Regions from separate parts of the Homo sapiens genome. Here region 2 is linked to region 1. Evidence: chromatin loops called from intact Hi-C (ENCODE). Cell type or tissue: psoas muscle. All regions are shown on one strand. Each heading gives the region's core, and the rest is flanking DNA. Links, peaks and the distances in the headings are about the cores only. Region 1 overlaps FOXP1 (forkhead box P1). Region 2 overlaps FOXP1 (forkhead box P1).

Region 1 (4,390 bases), core at 78-4,077:
GCGTGGTGGCGGGCGCCTGTATTCCTAGCTACTCGGGAGGCTGAGGCAGGAGAATGGCATGAATCCGGGAGGCGGAGCTTGCAGTGAGCCGAGATTGCGCCACTGCACTCCAGTGTGGGTGGCACAGCGAGACTCCATCTCAAAAAAAAAAAAAAAAAAAAGAATTAAAGTTTCATTGTGATTGTGCAATTGTACAAAGACATTCCCTTATTTTATTTTATTATTTTTGAGACAGGGTTTCACTCTGTCACCCAGGCTGGAGTGCAGTGGCACGATCTCAGCTCACTGCAACCTCTTCCTGCCTGGTTCAAACAATTCTTCCACCTCAGCCTCCTGAGTACCTGGGACTACAGGCAAGCACCACCATGCCCAGCTAATTTTTTTTTGTATTTTTTGGTAGAGATAAGGTTTCACCGTGTTGGCCAGGCTGGCCTCGAACTCCTGACCTCAAGTGTGATCACCTGCCTTGGCCTCCCAGAGTGCTGGATTTACAGGTATGAGCCACCGTGCCTGGCCTATTCCCCCATTATTAAACAGTGTCTCACTTTATTGCCCAGGCTATTGTGCGGCAGCACCATGCTAGCTCACTGCAGCCTTGAATTCCTGGGCTCAAGCAATCGTCCTGCCTCACCCTCCTTAATAGCTGGCATTGCAGGTGTGAGCCACTGAGCCTAGCTTATTCTCTCATTTTTAAAGTAATTTCAAATAGCAGAAGCAGGGAAGGAGAGGCATTTTAGGAGTTCATCTTTCTGGTCCACCTTTAATGAAGTAAGCAGCTCCTTCCAAGGGGAGCTTGAAGCCTGAATTCTTCGTAGTGAACACAGTACTCTTTTCAGAAACTTATACTTAGCTTAAAAAAATTATCTATACCTCCACCCTGCTGCCTTATATGATAGAAAAGGAGATGAGTTCAGCAACAGCTTCCTCTAGCACACTTGATTACCTTTCTTTCGCTGAAGTCCAGATGCTGAGCTTGTTGAACTCATCTGCCTTGTTCAGCCGTTCTTGTTTTAGGAGTGTTAACGTTCTTTTTGGGAAAGAAGCAGCATATGCGTACACCCTTGCCAGGCTTCCATTAAGTGTCCCTTCACCTTTAGCAAGCCCTTGGTGGACTCAGGGGAGCTTTATAGTTATTATTAACATAACAGCCTGTAAGTTGGGCTTCTTTCTAGTGAAGGAGCCAAGAGGGAGGGCCCCGCCTGGTTTTAAATTACGTAGGCTTTTCTAAATGTGTTTCTAATGGGAGCTAGAGAGGTGGTGAGCTTTGGGGAAGCCTCGCCTTGGGTCATAGTTGAGTGTAGAAGGGAGCTGGGATCTGCAGATATCAGGGAATTTAGGAAGAGAGGCATGGGAAAGGAAATGGGATGGAAAGGTGCCAGGAAAAGTTGCCTCATCATTTCCCACTTTGGTGGTGGCCAAAAGGTAAGTTTCTACTTTGAGATCACTCTCAGGCCCTGTGGGCACAGAGCTGCCAAGTTTCTCAGTTTAAGGACTAATAAAGTTGGGATGTGGGTAATTCTGGGAGACTGGGTAGTTTGAAGGGAAGGATTGTTGGAGGTCTTTCCAGCTATACTGACAATGTACATGGGTTCATTCTTGAGATGAGCGTGTCCATAATAAAATCTAGCTGTAGAGCCATTCAAGGACTTCTCTGTGTGCACGAGCATGCTAGCCATTTTACGTACAACAGTAGGAACAGAGTAGCTGGAGTAAGATACAGGAATGTTTTTGTTCCACTCATACACTGATTAGTGTTATTCACTCATTCTGTATTTACTGAACACCTACCCTGCGTAGCCACTGCTCTGTACTGGGATACAGCAAGCAAGAGGCCTGCACACTGGCTCATGCCTGTAATCCCAGCACTTTGGGAGGCAAAGGCAGGATGATCACTTGAACCCAGGAATTCGACACCAGCCTGGGCAACATAGTGAGACCTTGTCCCTACAAAAAATTGAAAAAACTAGTGAGGCATGGTGGCACGTGCCTCTAGACCCAGCTACTCAGGAGGCTGAGGTGGGAGAACCGCTTGAGTCTAGTAGTTAGTTCCAGGCTGCAGTGAGTCATGATCGTGCCACTGCACTGCACTCCAGCTTGGGCAACAGAGTGAGACCATGTCTCAAAAACAAAAAACAAACAAACAAAAAAAAGTGGGAGGGGGATGCAAATCAGATAAAATCCCTGCCTTCATGGAGTATATGTTCTGATATTTTTGTCATAAACTGAAATTAATACGACTTATCTGTTGCCTAAACTTTTTGCCCAGAACAACCAAACAGAATCAGTTCAGCTGCAGTGGGAACCGCCAAGAGCCAGATGTGGCCATGAGAGGAATATCTTTGAGAGCCTGTCATCTGGCTCCAGCTGTGTTAACCTAGGCCTGGTAGGCAGCCATGAGTTGTGTCTGCCAACTGGTGGCCAGACACTAGTGCAGGCTTAAACAATTAGCAGAATTCCTCATCCGGTGGCTGGATTCACTGTGTGTGTCCTACAGACGATCGCTGCTGTCCAAACCAGGGGACTCTGGGCAGAAACGCCCAGAAGAGAACCAAAAGTTAGCCCCTTGAGAAACCAGTCAAAGTCTCATCCCGGAACATGGAGAGGGAGGCAGGAATCGGGGAAGACCAGCAACAGTGAGAAAACAGAAGTAAACCAGACGTGGCCCTCTGCCTGGCAGACCTTAATTCTGACTGAGAACTCTTGCCTGATAGAGAACGTCTGCCTCCAGCATGCCCCTGCAGAAAAGCAAAGAGTAGAGTTTGCCTGTGAAGAAATTTTTTTTCAGTTATTTTTTACATTGTTGCCCTTTGGTGAGAATCATTTATGATGCTTTATTGGTTTTACCCAAACTGAGATTTCCATGAAAAGTATTCATTCCCACCTTTTGGAAGCAATTAGATCCCCACAAACAGGCTATAACTTTCAAATGTCTGTTATATCTGCCTTCAAAAATAAGTATATAAGTAAATAAAATGCTTCAGCCTGCCTGCATGTGGAAGATTTTTTATAAACTGTAGAGTTGCTGGTTTCATGTACCAGGCAAGTCCTGCTAGCACACGGGAAAATAATAGATTCTGATCATCCATTGTCCAGCATGTTTCTAATACCACAGTAGTTGCTCAGTAAATGTTTGTAGACTGAGCTGAATAAGGAAAAATTCCAGTGAATGTGCTGACTTGCAAGAATGGTAATTAAAAATTAGTGCAGTCATTTCAAATCATAAGTTGGGGAAACAACCCACCATTTAGTGCCCCCCAAAAGTAAAAGTTCTAATTGGAATAAGCTTAGGATTTTTTTTTATGTCCACATCTAAAGTCTGATGATAACAGAAAGCACAAGATGGCAGAGATTAAGGTTTTCAGGGAGACTTCTCTTGAGGCTGAACAGATATGTCCATGTGAGAACATTTTTATCATGGTGAGGTTCTTGGTGGTCTTTCAAAGAAGTCCCACTCTGAACAGATAACGACAACAAAATCATTGAAGTGGGGAAAATTCAAAAGATGCTAGTTTGTGTGTCAAAATCAACTTTTGCATTCTAACTGCATTGTGTAAATTTGCTGTGCAGGAAACATAAGTGAAGCCATTTGGTTTTGTGGCATTGGTGTGGGTTGGCTCAGGGGGTGGGGATAAGGTTGAGGCATTGATATAGTAAGAGGAGAGCCAGATGGTTGTATTACACATCTTTTGTGTTCTTGTTTGCTTCTTAAAGCAGTTGCAGAATTTTGCCCTTGGCGATATTTTCTTCGTGCCTGTGTGTTCTGCTATGAATTTACTTTTGTCAGAGTACTTTGAAAGAAAAGCCTTGCTCAGAAAAAAAAAAAAAATTACGTTATAAACTTGTGAAGTCAACAGTGTGTTCATAAAAATATTTTTTAAATGTTAAGTATGTTAGTAAATAGTTGAGAGAATCAGCTTTTCTTTTTTCTTAGCGCAGTGATTTCGACCATATTTTATATTAATTCAGGGAAAGAATTTTTGCAAAATTATGAATGTGCAATTGGTGATGGATGGATGGATCGAGATGGATAGATGAGGAGACAGACACATGGAACAGATACATTGTTATTCCAGTAAGGATGAGGCCTATCTGATTAGAGATTTAACTTTTTCCATTACTTACAGCAAGCCCTCAGGTTGTGGTTAACCTCTTGTGTTTTATCAGCAAGCGTAACTTGGTAGTAAGTTGAGTGAGAGTGGGTTAGGGTAGGTTGGTGAGTTTTCGTTGACATTTGGTAGAATTGCTGTTACACCACCATTGAAATTTATATTTATTCCCTACTAAAAGGAAATTCTATTTTGCAGTCACCAGTGGCAAGGGATATTTAAGATGTTCTAATGCATGTAAGGGGTGATATTTTATCACCGAATGCTTTTAATAAAGAGTTGCT
Region 2 (4,390 bases), core at 245-4,244, 190 kb before region 1:
GAGAGGAGAGAGCAGCCGGGGACACTGTTGTTCACTTAGTTGTGTGGTCCAAGCAAAGATGAGAACAGCAGCTCTCAGGTGTGGAGCCGTTGCTGGTTGACTAGGCATTGAGCACAGTGCTCTCCAATTGGATAATTTAATCTCAGCAATGCTTGGAGGTAGGGACTTTCATTAGCCCCATTTTATAGAAGCAGAAATGGAGGTTTAGAGAAACTGTAAAGTGTGCAGAATTACAAGGCTACTCTATGGCAACGTTGGGAGCTGAACCCAGGTGCCCTGATGTTCAGCTTCCTGCTCTTGTCTTAGGATATTAGTAATGGAGGTGGAAATCTGGATGCAAGAGCCAGCACTGAGCCTAAGTCAAGGGCAAACGTGGTAGCTGGCTGGTACTGAGGGGAAGGACCAGCTTCCCCCAGTTGTTCAGCTTCCTGCTCTTGTCCTAGGATATTAGAAATGGAGGTGGAAATCTGGATGCAAGAGCTAGCAGCGAGCCTAAGTCAAGGGCAGACGTAGTAGCTGCCTGGTACTGGGGGAAGGATACCGTGGAACCCCTTAGTTGGAAAAGTTATCAGCTAGTTGGAAAAGAAAACCTGGGGATTTGGCAAACACAGGGAGGTGAGGAGGGGGAGCCAGTGTAGGGAGCGTGTGCGGATTCGAATAGCAGATACGCCGCCGTGGAGACAGGAGATGTAAAACTACCACTTGCCCTGTTTCAAGGTTTACATGCATTATCCCACTTAATCTTCAAACCACTCCATGATGTAGGAAGTATCATTACCTCTGTTTTGCAGCTGATGAAACAGAGGCCCAGAAAACTTAAATAGGGTTGGACCACGAGTATCACAGCCAGGATCGGACCCCAGGCAGCCAACTCCCAACACTGCCGAAGCCAACTGCGAACTAAGGCTCAGTGGAGAATTTGCAACCTGGGATATATTTGTTGGAAGTGATTGCTCCCTCCTTTTGAACTTTGCAGCAATTATTGTCTGTAGAATTCATCTGGCAATTAATCATGTACTCCCGGTGACAAGGCTCTTATTGTTGTCTTGAAATGTTATTTAAATCGCACATTGTTATTTAACTTCTTGCCCAGAGAGGCAGACTGTGCCTGGGTATCCCCCACCTCACCCAGTGCATGTGGTACCACAGTGCAATAAATGTTTGATTTAATTTCATTTGAGAGGCTTCCGGGCGGAAGTGATAATCTCATCCTTTAGACTTTAGTGACAGGTGACATTCGTGGAGGGGAAGAAGTAGGAGAGGAAGGGGGACGATGCCCACAGTTGTGATTCAGAAGAAAATGGGAGAATTGAAGGGAGACCGAGAGAAGAATAGAAAGCATCCCTCTTCAGGGCTGGGCGCAGTGGCTCACGCCTGTAATCCCAGCATTTTGGGAGGCCGAGGCAGGCAAATCATGAGGTCAGGAGATCGAGACTATCCTGGCTAACACGGTGAAACCCTGTCTCTACTAAAAATACAAAAATTTAGCCGGGCGTGGCGGCAAGCGCCTGTAATCCCAGCTACTCTGGAGGCTGAGGCAGGAGAATCGCTTGAACCTGGGAGGGGAGGCGGAGATTGCAGTGAGCCTAGATTGCACCACTGCACTCCAGCCTGGGCGACGGAGTGAGACTCCATCTCAAAAAAAAAAAAAAAAAAAAAAAGCATCCCTCTTCTACAGTCCAATAGGAGGACTGAGTGCATGCCTCATATGCCGTCATAAACTCCCTCCTTGTCTCCTGTCTTGGGGGAGATGTCCTGTCTCATTTCCAAGCTGCACTACCAGGGGTGACTTGGGTCCTTGCTTTTCTGCTTCCCGGGTTTGCCTGACTTCACGCAAGAAGCCAAGGGTTTTAGACAGTGGGAGGCAACGTAGAGGTCTGAACAGAATTATAACTCTATGTTGCCAGGTTGTCTTTATTTTGGGAACCATTCCAAACGTTCCTACTTTTCCTGTTTGAGCTGTTGGAAAAATGGTACTCAGTAGTATTCACTGGTGGTTAAGGGACGAGGCTTGGGTTTCAGAAAGATGTGGCTCTGTCACTGACTGTGGTCTTGGGTAAAGGACTTCCCTTCACCAGCCTTGGTTCGTTCATCTGTAAGATAATAGCATTTACTCTTGCCACCGTTATAAGGCTTAATAAGAGGGTGGATGAAAATGCTATGGACAGAGTACCTCATGTGCAGTGCAGCACAGGCTTTGCACATGTTAGTTGGTGTTAGAACTGGAAGTACCCAGGAGAATATCCAAAAGTCCTACGACCGCATTGAACACCAGGGTGAAGGACCAGCGTGTTCCTTTCCTTTCTCATATTTGCAACAGAAATGTCACCACTTGGGCTCCGTGACACTTTTCTTGATGACATTGTCCTGATCATCAGCTCTTCCCTTGGCGCCTCGAGACATTTCCAAACCACATCATTCCACACACCCTGGAATGTGCACGTTTCCTTTGTCAGAAGGAACTGTGGCCATCAGACGTTGGACAGCTCTGAGCCGGGTTGTTTTCTTCTCATCTACTTACTGTTGTGCTGAAGTTTGGTTTTATTTTTTAATGTAAGAATTGTCTGGAAGTTATTCTTCAGTCATTTCATTAGTCATTTACTTTCTTGGTTTTGAAAATTGAGGAAAAATTACTTTGAGGCAGTGGGTCAGATGAGCGTGGCTGGCTGGGTAACCCATTTCCCGCTGAGTCACCTGTCTGCTCAGACAACTAAATGCTGAAGTATGCTTGATGACTAGTCACTGGCCAACGTCATATTAATCTGAAATTTCGTTTCTGCTCCTTTTAAGTTATGGTAGCTTTGGTTCCTTGGTGGGTTTTTTGAAAGTGCTCCAAGTATTGTATTGATTGGATGATGTAGCCTGGAATTCTCGGTTATCCCCCAAAGTGTTTTTTTCGATTTGAGGCATAAAATTATGACATAGTATTGTTCAAAAAGATGGGATTCAAATGCCTTCATTTTATAAGAAGGGAAACTCAGGTTCCGAGAAGCTCACTGACTTGCGAAACATCTCAAACAGTTGTTGGCAAAGCTGGGATGGCGTTGATCTTCCTGGGAATTTGTGATGTGTACTCACCCCCTGGGTCTTGCTGCACTTCTGCTAAAACTACCTGGAAATTATTTATTTTGGTCTTCTTCCTTGATAGAAGAGAATCTGAAAGTCAGGAATAGTGGCTGCCTCCAAATGCCCTTGGCTCCTTCTCCTGACCCCCTAATGAGCATGTCCCCAGAGCATGTTATAACCTTGGAAAACAAGGCTACTTAGTATGTTTGTACTCTGATGCCTGTATGTTCTGTACATGATCTGGCCTGAATGATGGATGAGGCTCCATACAGGCTTCCTGTGTCTTCTGCCATTCTCCCCTCCCTACAGTACCATACCTGACGAAATAATAACATCGAGTCACTGAGGAGGTTTACCATAGTGTGGTGCTACAACCTTAATTCGTGGTGTTTTTTTTTTTTTTTTTTTTCGAGACAGAGTCTCGTTCTGTTGCCCAGGCTGGAGTGCAATGGCACTATCTTGGCTCACTGCAACCTCCACCTCCTGGGTTCAAGTGATTCTCCTGTCTCAACCTCCCGGGTATCTGAGATTACAGGTGTGTGCCACCACATCCAGCTAATTTTTGTATTTTTAGTAGAGATGGGGTTTCATCATGTTGAAATTCTGTTTGCTTTTTAACTTAACTTGAGCATAAGCTTAGAAGATGATTTGGGGGCTGGGGGCTTTATTTATTTTAGCAAGTAATTTGGCCTGTATTTTTATTCCTTTAAGTAATTTGTAACTAACTACAAAGGCCTCTGGTAAGATGGCTTTTGTTTCTAGTTGGAACATGGAGACCAAGAGAACTCTCTAGAAAACAGATTTGGCTCCACTGCTATGGGACTTCACACTTACCTCCACAGAGGGGCTCTTCTGATGCCTCTATGTAAACAGCACTTTTAAATCCTACTTCAGGGACCATTGGTTTTCTCTCAAGAGATATGTTCCTTTTTTTTCTTCTCTTAACTCTTTTGTTATTTTACTCCTTTTCCAATAATGGAAGGCTTTTCAGTTTTACATTAGAGGCTACTACTTGTTTTTTTTTTTTTTTCTAATTGTAAAGCAGGCAAAAATCATCACAGAAAACAGATCTCAAAAGAATTGCACTTAGTGTTGTGACCTAGTTGGTTTCTTCATTCTTTGAAACATTATTTGATTTTTCCTCCCGTATTAGCTGTTATGTATGCCGGTTACATAACCTTAATTTTTCATGGAAAATATGGATGTCATCAATTAATAGGACTACCCCTGCTGTTGTTATGGCTGGCTTCTTCTAGAATGTTCCCACTGGGGAAACTGAGGCTTAGGTTTGATACTGCAGGATTTGCCATTGTAATGTTTTCCT

The links. A loop is a pair of places that touch in the nucleus more often than their neighbours do. Peaks named below come from ENCODE experiments on the same cell type or tissue, not always from the same donor. Only the 100,000 strongest peaks of a DNase experiment are listed, where the experiment ranks them.
Region 2: it touches region 1 in a loop (2.0-fold over the local background); 11 of 110 quality-filtered maps call a loop at or near these places.

The regions. Positions count from the first base shown.
Region 1 is chr3:71,308,829-71,313,218 of GRCh38, reverse strand. All of the region lies in intron 4 of FOXP1 (forkhead box P1), which reads left to right. Among named protein-coding and RNA genes, the nearest start is that of FOXP1-AS1, 21 kb to the right of the region's middle. In psoas muscle, for the core only: no CTCF peak of the experiment used is centred there; a DNase peak (open chromatin) is centred at 2,388; H3K27ac peaks cover 545 bases.
Region 2 is chr3:71,502,687-71,507,076 of GRCh38, reverse strand. All of the region lies in intron 2 of FOXP1 (forkhead box P1), which reads left to right. Among named protein-coding and RNA genes, the nearest start is that of MIR1284, 37 kb to the left of the region's middle. RefSeq lists an enhancer at 2,262-3,461. In psoas muscle, for the core only: no CTCF peak of the experiment used is centred there; no DNase peak of the experiment used is centred there.